Regions from separate parts of the Homo sapiens genome. Here region 2 is linked to region 1. A link is an interaction called in ENCODE POLR2A ChIA-PET data of the cell type or tissue named here. Cell type or tissue: Panc1. All regions are shown on one strand. Links, peaks and the distances in the headings refer to the core of each region. The heading gives the core; the rest is flanking DNA. Region 1 overlaps CRPPA (CDP-L-ribitol pyrophosphorylase A). Region 2 holds the start of AGR3 (anterior gradient 3, protein disulphide isomerase family member).

Region 1 (5,388 bases), core at 311-5,310:
GGCACAAAATTACTGTTTGTGCCTTTTTGGTAAGAAAGTTAAAAGTGGAGAATAAAATACTAGAGAAGAGGCATATAAGACTTATTATCTCATAAGCAGTAGTTAAAAGGTCCTCTTGGCACTGTCAAAGGATTTTTGTTTTATCTTCTAAAATCCTGTTTTTTGTTACAGACTTTGGCAAGGGAGGCTCCCTCTCCTGAGTAAATAAAAATTAACTGAAAGGCATATCGTAATCTTTAAGAATCTGCATCTTAAATTAGGTTCTCACTTCTGGAGGATGGTCAGGAGGGGACAAAAGTTAGAACGAAGTTGAGAAGTGACACAGATGGACAGTAAAGAATTAGACATAACAGACAGTTAAAACTGCTGGCTACATGTATATAGCAAGAGCTATGCACACCAGTATCCAGGCAATGCTCTGACATTCTTCCAACGATGACAACTGTTGACTACCAAGCAATTCAATGACGACAGTACTTGTGATCACGCTGTGAATTACATGTGTACTAGTAATGATGCCATTATTTAGGGGGCAGAAATGAAATTTAAAATGAAAAACTTCCATTAGCTGGGTGTGGTGGTGCTCCCAGCTACTCAAGAGGGAGGCTGAGGCAGAGGATCACCTTGAGCCAAGGAGTTCTAGGTTACAGTGAGCTATGATTGCACCACTGCACTCCAGCTTGGGTGACAGAGGGAGACTCTGTCTCAAAAAAACACAAACCAAAAACACAACATCAAGGTTATTAACTACTAATATTAAAGCAAGCATTTTCATTAACTACTTTTGTAGAAATTAGTCAGGTCTGAAATAGTTTTGTTGCATTCATACACTACAAAATTACATGCCCTTCAACAAGAACTTAGACATTATGGATTTAACAAATAAAAATCTATTTTTTTCTTTACATTATTTCAAAGTTGTCATTTTACTGACATTCTTTGTGGGCATTAATATCTTGAAAAAACTTGATGTTTCAGTTTGGGAGCTAAAGATGTAATTTTGCATTGTATGGACAATTTAGAAGAGTCATTTTGAATGCTTTTGACATTAATCAATTTCTTCATTTTTTAGAACTAGTAGAAAGCAGTTTTTTTCAGAATATTTTGGACAAGTGGAATTTATACTGTTGAATGCCAAGATACCTGTACATTTGCCTCAAGTAGTTACTCTGAAATGTGAAATAGTGGGAGTTTTCTGCTTATAGTATTCTTCAGATTCTGTGTCAAGTCATCACTCAAGGTTTTTGATTCCTAGTAATGACAGAATAGCATGCCCAACCCTCTGGATACAAATTATAAACTGTGATATATATTTTGTGGATGGGGTGAATGGGGGTGGCAGGATAGATTTGACCTATTTGTATAAAGGCAGTGAAGAGTAAAAATAGGCAAAAATCAGAAGGGATTTAGCCCGTGAAAGGTAATTGTACTGGGTAAGAGCTACCTTTATATATTGTACCACTTAATCGCTTCCCAGCTCCAAATCCACCCGTCATTGTCTGCTGGACCCTGTAAACATCTCCCTTGCTTAAGACATCTTTTAAGCTTCATCACTGGAGGGTGCCAAAGGGATGCTGTGGGAGGAGGGGGCTTCTGTTCCTGATTCTGGCATGTTTCCATCCCTGCTGGCTCCACAGCTGCCATGGCCATGTGTGTGGCACTCGGTGGTGTTTACTCTCTAGCAGGTTTTCTCTGCCAGTCTGGCCTGCTGTTCTCTGCCTGCCAGCTTCTGCCTGTGTAAACCCTCATGGAGATTTTCCTGCATGCCAGTCCTGGCCTATGGCTCTGTGCCTGCCAGCCTCATTTTGCTGGTACCCCAGCAGTATACTTCCAGCTTGTCAGGCCAGTCTGTCATTCTGTGTTCAGCCTCAGGCTCCTTGGCCATCCATTCGGGGACTCCCAGGTTGCCAGGCATTTGCGGTTTCTGACACAGCCTTGGCCTGCTGACCACGCACCAACTCTGGCCCACCTCAAGCCATGAAACTTCCCTGCCATCCGGTGGGCTGCAGCTCAGATATGGAGAGGGTATGTTCCTTCATTGGGTACTCCCCCTCAGACTTCGGGTATCTCTGAGTTCTGTCTTATTCCTTCTTAGTAATAAAACTACCATAGTTAACACCTTATATGAAATCTTTCCTGTTGAGATTATTGTGGCGTTTATGACTCTTGACTGAATGCTGAATGATAGCTTTTCTCCTGAGGTCATTTCCCAGTTCCTGTAGTGACAAGGCAGACAGCTACTATCTTTTTGTCCTGTGAAGTAGGAGCTTGCAGCTGCCAAGGTAGCGGGGAATTGAGGGGGATATCCTAGAATAGTGGAGCCACAGAGGAGGGCGGCTGCACACATCTATAAAATCACCTAAAGCTGACCAGGGATGGTGGCTCATGCCTGTAATACCAGCACTTTGGGAGGCCAAGAAGGGCAGATCACTTGAGGGTCAGGAGTTTGAGACCAGATTGGCCAACATGGTAAAATCCTGTATCCACTAAAACTACAAAAATTAGCCAGGCATGGTGGTATGCACCTGTAATTCCAGCTACTTGGGAGGCTGAGGCATGAGAATCTCCTAAACCCGAGAGTTGGCGGTTGCAGTGAGCAGAGATTGTGCCTCTGCACTCTAGCCTGGGTGGTAGAGCGAGACTCTGTCTCAAAAATAAATAAATAAATAAATAAATAAATAAATATCCCCTAAAGGCTTTGCTGACTCCTGAACTGTGTACACAGGGGGCGATATCCTGAGGGACCCATGGGAAAGCATCCAGCTCCCATAGGAAGATGGAAAGAGAAAAACAGATACTTCAGCAGTTGCTGAGGTGGAGGAGAAACAGTTTGGAGTTCAAATCCTGCTATATTAATAGGAGTTTGATAAACATCTTTGGCTTTTCATTGATATCCCAGAGAACCACATTTTAGGAGTGAAGACCACTTCTCAGGACACACTCAACATCCTTCAGAGAAAGTTAACAGAATCTCTAAATGTAAAACATCATTTACAGTGCTCAGTATGTAGTTAAAACTTACTAAATATTGTGACTCATGTTAAGAAAATAGGTCAATAGAAAAGGACCCAGATGTTGGAAATGGCAGAGTAGTTTAAAATAACTATGATGAATCTACAGGAAAAGGTTGAGATAATGTATGAGGAAATTTAAGACAGATGTGGAAAGGGTAAAAAATGGCAATCCCAGAACTGAAAAATATCCTGAATATGAAATGTAGTCTCTATTGGCTGTGATTAACAGCAGGTTGAAAAATGAATTGGGGAACTTTATGCAGCGTTCAAAGAGAACAAAGTAGAAGCTGCCTGTCTCCTTATAGCCTGAGCCGGACCTCAGACAGACATCATCACTGCTTTTGTACCACATAAAGCAGAGCAGTCAGAGGCCAGCCTGTGTTTAAAAAGAGGAAAACCAGATACTCCCCCACCTCCAAGAGCATTTGTGGCTATCTTTAATACACCACAGTCATTATAAGAGCAGGAAATGTGGAATCAGACAGCTTTGAGTTTATTTATTGTTGTTGATGTGCTATATTTCTGAGTTGTGGTATTTTACCCAAGAAAGAAGGTAGTACCTTCCTTGCTGGGTTGTTGAGAAGGAAGTATGTAGAGATAGAAAAATTAACACAACTTACATGTTAATAATTTTATTGTTTGGCTTAACTTGTTCAGTGCCTAGTAAAGTATTTCTATGTAGATACTTTTAGATAAGTTTATAAACATACATTTTTTTTTCATGATTTTGGGATAAATTTGAAAGCATTCTAGAATTTTTCTCTGTAATTTTTTTTTTTCCAGTTCCACTTATGCTTCGTTACTTAGCTTAGCTAGGGCATGTAAGTTGTCAAACTAGTAAAAAGGTATTGTCACTACTATCACCGATCAAATCATCTGATCTTTTACAATTACTTACAGTAGTGAAGAGCTTGCAGTGATATGGGGTAATCAGTGAACACAGATCTTTATACTGTAATAATGAATGAGAACCATCAGCAGATGCCTACTCAAGTCACTGTGCTGGTGGGCGGCCCCTTTGCTAGGATAACCTGCCTTGCCACCCTGCTATCTCAACACCCAAACCACTCTAGTTCAAGCCTGTTCTATCAGTCAGTGTTGGTAGATGCCAGAACAAATGAGGATGTTGGGAGTCCAACATGGCTACCTTTTGTTTCTAGCTAAGTGGTCTTAAGCAGTAATGGTCACAGACTTTAATTTCTTTGGGACTACTTCCATACCTGTAACTGAGGAGTTTGGACTAAAACACTTTCTAACTCTGACTTTGAGAAACAAGTAAAGGGCTGGGTAAAGTAATGATTATCCAGAAAGCATCGAGTAGAGACTGAAAAGACATCCAATGGTCATTTGGTTACATGAGCGCAATAGGCATGAGATATGAACAACCAGAACAGACTGTACTGATGGAATGATGCAGTTAAAGTACATGATGAGTTGTAGCGGTGAAGACATTTGCCGGGTCAATCACTGTAATGATGTCTTAAATTATGATGGAGAAGAAACAGTTGCTTTTAAAGAGATATTCTTGATTTATGCCAAGGGAAAGGGAAACTAGTTCATTGAGTATCCACTCAGTAGAAGCAATAGTGATTGGTAAGTGATATTCCCATTTTTAGTTAAGAAGGTAGTTACATGAGGTTAATATATATTAAATGGCAAAAACAAGATAAGTTAGTCGGATTACAATACCTGTTAGGTTTCTTGAAGTTGATTCTTACGACATGGACATGCTTTATTTTGATACATTTTGATACTTGCTTATAAAAGATACAGTTACTCATGTAAATATCTTTTTGATTAGGTTTGGTTACTTAATATGAAAAGGTTAAAGAATATTTTCTTGCTGATTAGTTGGGAGTATATTTGGCTGTACATTTTTATAGCATATTGTCTACCTTTATTTGTGTGGTTTTCATCTTTCTGGTTTAACTTTGCTGTTTAGTTTTAACGTTTAATATGTTTTTTACATACATGCCTTAGGGGAATAAATGTATTTGAAATATATATTAAAAAAGATGACTAACTCTATTATTTTCTGATGGCTGCATTTCAGTGAGGAGGTTCAGGAAACCTCCCATTAAGTATATGTGTTTAATGACACTAAATTCCTTTCTTGGAAACACACCCTTTTCTTAGCCACAGTTGTCTTTGGGGTAATAATAATAATAATAAAAACTGCAAGGAAAAATTTTATGTCCATCATTGCTCAGAAGAGCTAAAATGAACTCCTATTTTTCTCTTCTAAAGTAATCTCAAGTTTCTTTGTAAGTTAAAATTTTTTTAGTGTCCAAAGCCTCATTAGGCTGATTAGTTTACATCATTTTGTGCAGTCTGTGTGTTCCCTACCACAAAATATTAAATGGAATTAAGAGTT
Region 2 (5,388 bases), core at 62-5,061, 520 kb before region 1:
TAGATTTGAATTGTGTGGGTTCACTTAGAGAAGGATTTTTTTTTAATATATTCCTTCATATGGGCAAGTTCTGTATCCACAACCAAAAGTGGATCAAAAATACTGTGTTCACGGGATGCCAAACCTGCATATGCGGAGGACCAACTTTTCATATCTGTGGGTTACGCAGGGCCAGATATGGGACTTTGAGTGTGCACAGATTTTGGTATCCACTGTCCTGGACTGTACCGGACTTTGCTGTTGCAGTGCAAAAGTAGCCATAGACACTAGTAAGCAAATGCACATGGCTGCATGCCATCCGCCACATCTCTCTCTACTTAAGGACACTGAAATTGAATTTCATATAACTTTCACATGTCACAAAATATGATTCTTTTGGGTTTTTTTCCCCAACCGTTTAAAAATGTCAAAACCGTTCCTGTTTCCTGGGCTGTACAAAAAACAGGTATGCCAAATTTGATGACACACTGCCTTACGTTATTTTAACAGTAATTAAATAATTACTCTCAATTAATTCAACAGTATCTAACTATTAGATAAATTTAAACTTATCTAATGGCCTGTTTTTCTAATTTTTTGTGCAGTAAAGGTTTTATAGAAAAATTGTAAAGAATAATCAAATTATGAAAATGTTCAACTTTAAAACAGAATTTTTATTTCCTTCTCTCTCAAAAAAAAAAGGACCCAATCTCTTTAGCTGTTAATTATATTCCTGTAAACAGAGTAACCCTTAGGAATTTCTATTTGAACAATGGCATGCACACAGTTCTTAAATTCATTCCGTTTTCTTTCTTCCTTTTCTTTTTTTTTTTTGTGCTGAACTTCAGCCAAACATTAAACTACCTTGGGAAATAAAAGGTAAAAGAGAAAGAAGCACAAAGATGGTATTTGACCTTATTTTATGAGGACATTCAATCTTAATTTAGAGAAAAAGAATAGAGCTTTTTTAGTGTGAGAAGCATGAGAACTGGAAAGAAGTACAGAGTTTTTCAGACCAGCCTATTTTTCTAAGTTTGTTTTCCGGTAACTATGCTCTTGTTTCTATGCAGGTGAGGTTGTAGGTCAGGTGTGTGTGTGTGTGTCTATAAATCCACACCCATTTTTAACCAGAAACATCCAGAATACATTTCCAACAAGAGCACTGGCCAAGTCAGGTAAGCAAGCAAATTTTCCAGATTACTTAATCAGTGGTCAAGCTTTGCTATATTTAAATAATCACCTTTTGCTATTTAAAAGTGAAGCTTTCAGTAAAGGGTAGGAAAGTGAAATGAATTTTTATTTTTCTTCTTTTACTGAACTGGATTTCCTTTGCTGGTTTCATAGTTTTATCTCTATTTATATTAATGGTATTAGAATAAATTGACGTCAACCACAAAAACGACTCTTTGAAAAGTATTCTACAAGTAATGATAGCTCTTCTTTATATTCTTTTAAGTCTTGTTTTATTTTAAAATATAGGAACTTATAATATCAGTTACTTACGTTAAATTACTTTTGAAAAATAAAATACTAATGTCATAAAATGCTAATTGACCAATGTTTATACAATCTAATTGCTGACATATGGTTATGTGCCTCCCAAATGCATTTTAAGCTGCTGTAGGCCTGTAACCATGCCACATTTATCTGTGTTCCCCCAAGTAGCTTAACCTTGCAACTGATACTAAAGGACCCTCAGCAGTTTACACTATATTTTACCAAGGAAAGCGTTATTTATTCAAAATCTACAGTGTACAAGTTGTACTGCTTTGTCACAGAATATATTTAATATCTATTTTATAATTTATCAATGTAAAACCAGAAAACCAAGATTTTTATTTTTTAATTAGAAAGTATTTGACAATAATACATAAAGACTTGAAATTTTAAAGAAAAAATGGTTCCCGCTTAACTCTAAGCTTCGCAGCTTTAAAATAGCAAAAATGATGAGGTTATGCTTTTTCTTTTTTAAAATGCAGATTCCACCTGCTTGTCTCTGTAGCTAACATAGAAAAATCTTTCTAAAGATTCCTTCCAGATTGACTTTTCTTAACTCTTCTTTATATCCAAGATCCCTGGAAGAATTTTAATGACGTTTTGGACCCTATTCCCACGGAAAAGGAACAGAGGCAGATAAAATTTTGCACACAATTTCCAGGGGTTTTGAGCCTTCTGTAGCTCAGCCACAGGCCTTCTAGAAGCCTGCTGGATCCAGGTTAAGATCCTGTCCTAGGTGGTTGCTTTAGTTCCTCCACTGCAACTCCCAACCTGTCTAACTAAGGCTGCCTTCCCTGGGTTGAGCTTTGTGTTCCAGAGTCAACTGTCCCTGTCCTGTACTAAAATCCACCCTGTATTTGTTTCAGTCTTTAAAGTACAAGATGACCAAGGCCTTAAGGTACAAGATGACATTCTGAAATGTTTTATGGTTTAATAAGTTATGAGAACTTAAACTGAAATTCTTATCAGGCACCGTGATAATTGTTTAACAGGGTTTTTATATGCCTGGAAAGAAAGGACAGGAAAGGAGGGGAAAGGAGGGGAGAGGAGGGGAAAGGAGGGGAAAGGAGGGGAGAGGAGGGGAGGGGAGGGGAGGGGAGAGGAGGGGAAAGAGGAGGGGAAAGGAGGGGAAAGGAGGGGAAAGGAGGGGAGAGGAAAGGAGTCCGGGCGATGTAGCTCACCCTTGTAATCCCAGCACTTTGGGAGGCCGAAGCAGTTGGATCATTTGAGGTCAGGAGTTTGAGATCAGCCTGGCCAACATGGTGAAACCCCATCTCTACTAAAAATACAAAAATTAGCCGGGCATGATGGTGGACACCTGTAGTCCCACGTACTTGGGAAGCTGAGGCAGGAGAATCGCTTGAACCTGGGAGGCGGAGGTTGCAGTGAGTGGAGATGGCCCCACTGCACTCCAGCCTGGGTGACAAGAGCAAAAAAAAAAAAAAAAGAAAGAAAGGAGAGAGAAAGAAAAGAAAGAAAGAGAGAGAGAAAGAGGAAGGAAGGAAGGAAGGAAAGAAGGAAGGAAGGAAGGAAGGGGAAAGAAGGAAGGGGAAGGAAGGAAGGGGAAGGGAAGGAGGGAGGGACAACTGGGGATTAGGGAGGGAAATAAAGTAAGGTTAACCTGGAGTGGTAACTATTTTCAGTCCATAGAGGGGCTGCAATAGATACACCACTGGGAAGGGGAAAACAGTATAATGGGAGGAATGAGGAAATGTCTGGAGAAATCTAGAATCTGTAAACTTCTTTACCACCAAATTGTTGTTCTCCTCCACGACTGCGGTTGCTACTTTACAATAACTAGGTGATTAAAATTGCCAAATGTTTTACCAATGCCAAAACATTGTGTCTTATATATCTTTTCATTTTCCACAATGCCTACTACAATAAAATATAGCAACATCTTTGTTTGAACAGAATCACTAAAGAATCAGTCACTAGCCATTTTGGCTAAGGAAATTTTACTATTTTGGTGATGAGTTCAATACTAAATAATGTAAGCCAATAGGAAAGACGTCTTAAAGGAACTTCAAATCAATGTGAATGATGTCTGTATATTTATTTTATATTTTGAGGTAAAGTTTCAAAACTGCATGAGTCAACCATTTTCAAATCAGTTTTATATGCTAATGCTGTAACTAAACATCTCACAAGTATTAAAGACTTCCTGTAATATATTTATCAAGTGGTTTATGACCAGATCAGGCCCAACTTTGGACTTCAGTTTTTATCTTAACGTGCAAAGTATAAAAGATGCACATTGAGTTAAGAATCAGTTTGAATTCTAGCTAACCAGGAGAGAATGTAATCATGACAGTCTATTCTTCTCTATACATATGTCTAATTTATAGTAATATGATAGTACTTGATTTTTATAAAGAGCTGTATCATAAACTGAAGGGCAAAAGTCTGAGTAATTGTTGGAAGGATGAGAAAGGTAAGAAACTATAAAGGAACTGAAGGACAAGAATCCTCCATATTCTATTTTTCCTCTGATTTCTATTTTAAGCAATATTTATTCATGTATAATCTTATCTTAGTATAGAGTTAAAATATTTTGACCTATTAGATGAAGGAGAATCAAAAGGCAAAGAATATTTCTGCATGCTAAAAGTCACTTCATAGTTTACAAGACATCAAACAACATGATCTTATTTGAGTTTCGTCTTGTTGGTGTGAACACTACAGGGCGGTTCAGAAGCAGGCTTCGTGTGCCCTGATCCAGCTCTTTTTTAATTATACAGCACCATGCCCAGGAGGCTCAGAACATGACTTCTCACCAACTGAGCATGTACTGAGTTGATTAAGTATTTTAAAAATAAAATGTGAATGAAAGTTCTATGTGGTTGGTTATACCATGTCAAACCAAAAAAGCTGAACAGTCTGTCATCACAGTATTGGTCCAACTCTTAGCAAATATCTTCTAATAATAGCTTGAAGTAATTCACTGGATTCTGAGAATTCCTTTCTGTCATCTAGCTTCTTCTGAGAGAGTCTCTAGAAGACATGATGCTACACTCAGCTTTGGGTCTCTGCCTCTTACTCGTCACAGTTTCTTCCAACCTTGCCATTGCAATAAAAAAGGAAAAGAGGCCTCCTCAGACACTCTCAAGAGGTGCTGTAATCTCATTTTATTTTCTAAACTCAGTCATTTGGATTGCTTTTTAAAATATCTGGTGTCTTCACTCATAGTCTAATTATAAAGCAAATTCAACTAACTGAATGATTTTTGTTGTGTGTGACTTCAAAATGGATTTTTTAAAACAGAAGGAATCAGTTTATTTTAGGCAGTGAATCAAATCAACTAGCAAACAATAACATAAATTTGCATTATCTTTTGCCAAAATAATGGAGAATTGGCTCGCTGTCTATAACTTTGGTAACCAGAGTCCTAGAAAATAATGATTGATTGCTGCGTCATATTGGTGTCCTAATAGCAATTTAAGATTCCTCAAAATTTGCTCAAATTCCCAGTCCTCTATTTCCCAGTCCTCCAAAAAAAAAAAAATTGGAATAATTTTATATAAGCCTTCCCAGAAAATTATACTATACCCCAAACTCTGAGAATTCGGGGTAACTAAGTCTTTGCTATATTGACTCTGGAAGACAGTGGTTTTAGACATAATCAAGGATTGCCGGTGGCTACATGTTTAGAAACATTTCTTTTTGTACTTACTGTTTTACTTGGCCCAAGAAACAAATATATATTCATCTGTAAAGAAACATTTTATTAAAAAAAATTCTCTCTTTTTTTTTTTTTTTGAGACGGAGTCTTGCTCTGTCACCCAGGCTGGAGTGTAGTGGCACGATCTTGGCTCACTGCAAGCTCTGCCTCCCGGGTTCACGCCATTCTCCTGCCTCAGCCTCCCAAGTAGCTGGGACTACAGGCGCCCGCCACCATGCCCGGCTAATTTT

Evidence for each region. Peaks named below come from ENCODE experiments on the same cell type or tissue, not always from the same donor. Only the 100,000 strongest peaks of a DNase experiment are listed, where the experiment ranks them.
Region 2: POLR2A ChIA-PET joins it to region 1 with 5 read pairs; 1 of 35 experiments calls an interaction of 5 or more read pairs at or near these places.

Annotation. Positions count from the first base shown.
Region 1 is chr7:16,354,459-16,359,846 of GRCh38, reverse strand. The region is part of intron 3 of CRPPA (CDP-L-ribitol pyrophosphorylase A); the gene reads left to right. Among named protein-coding and RNA genes, the nearest start is that of CRPPA, 64 kb to the left of the region's middle. In Panc1, for the core only: no CTCF peak of the experiment used is centred there; no DNase peak of the experiment used is centred there; H3K27ac peaks cover 324 bases.
Region 2 is chr7:16,877,710-16,883,097 of GRCh38, reverse strand. AGR3 (anterior gradient 3, protein disulphide isomerase family member) reads left to right here and starts at 1,115. Exons shown (of 8, transcript NM_176813.5): 1 at 1,115-1,154; 2 at 4,453-4,588. The coding sequence starts at 4,480. In Panc1, for the core only: no CTCF peak of the experiment used is centred there; no DNase peak of the experiment used is centred there; H3K27ac peaks cover 507 bases.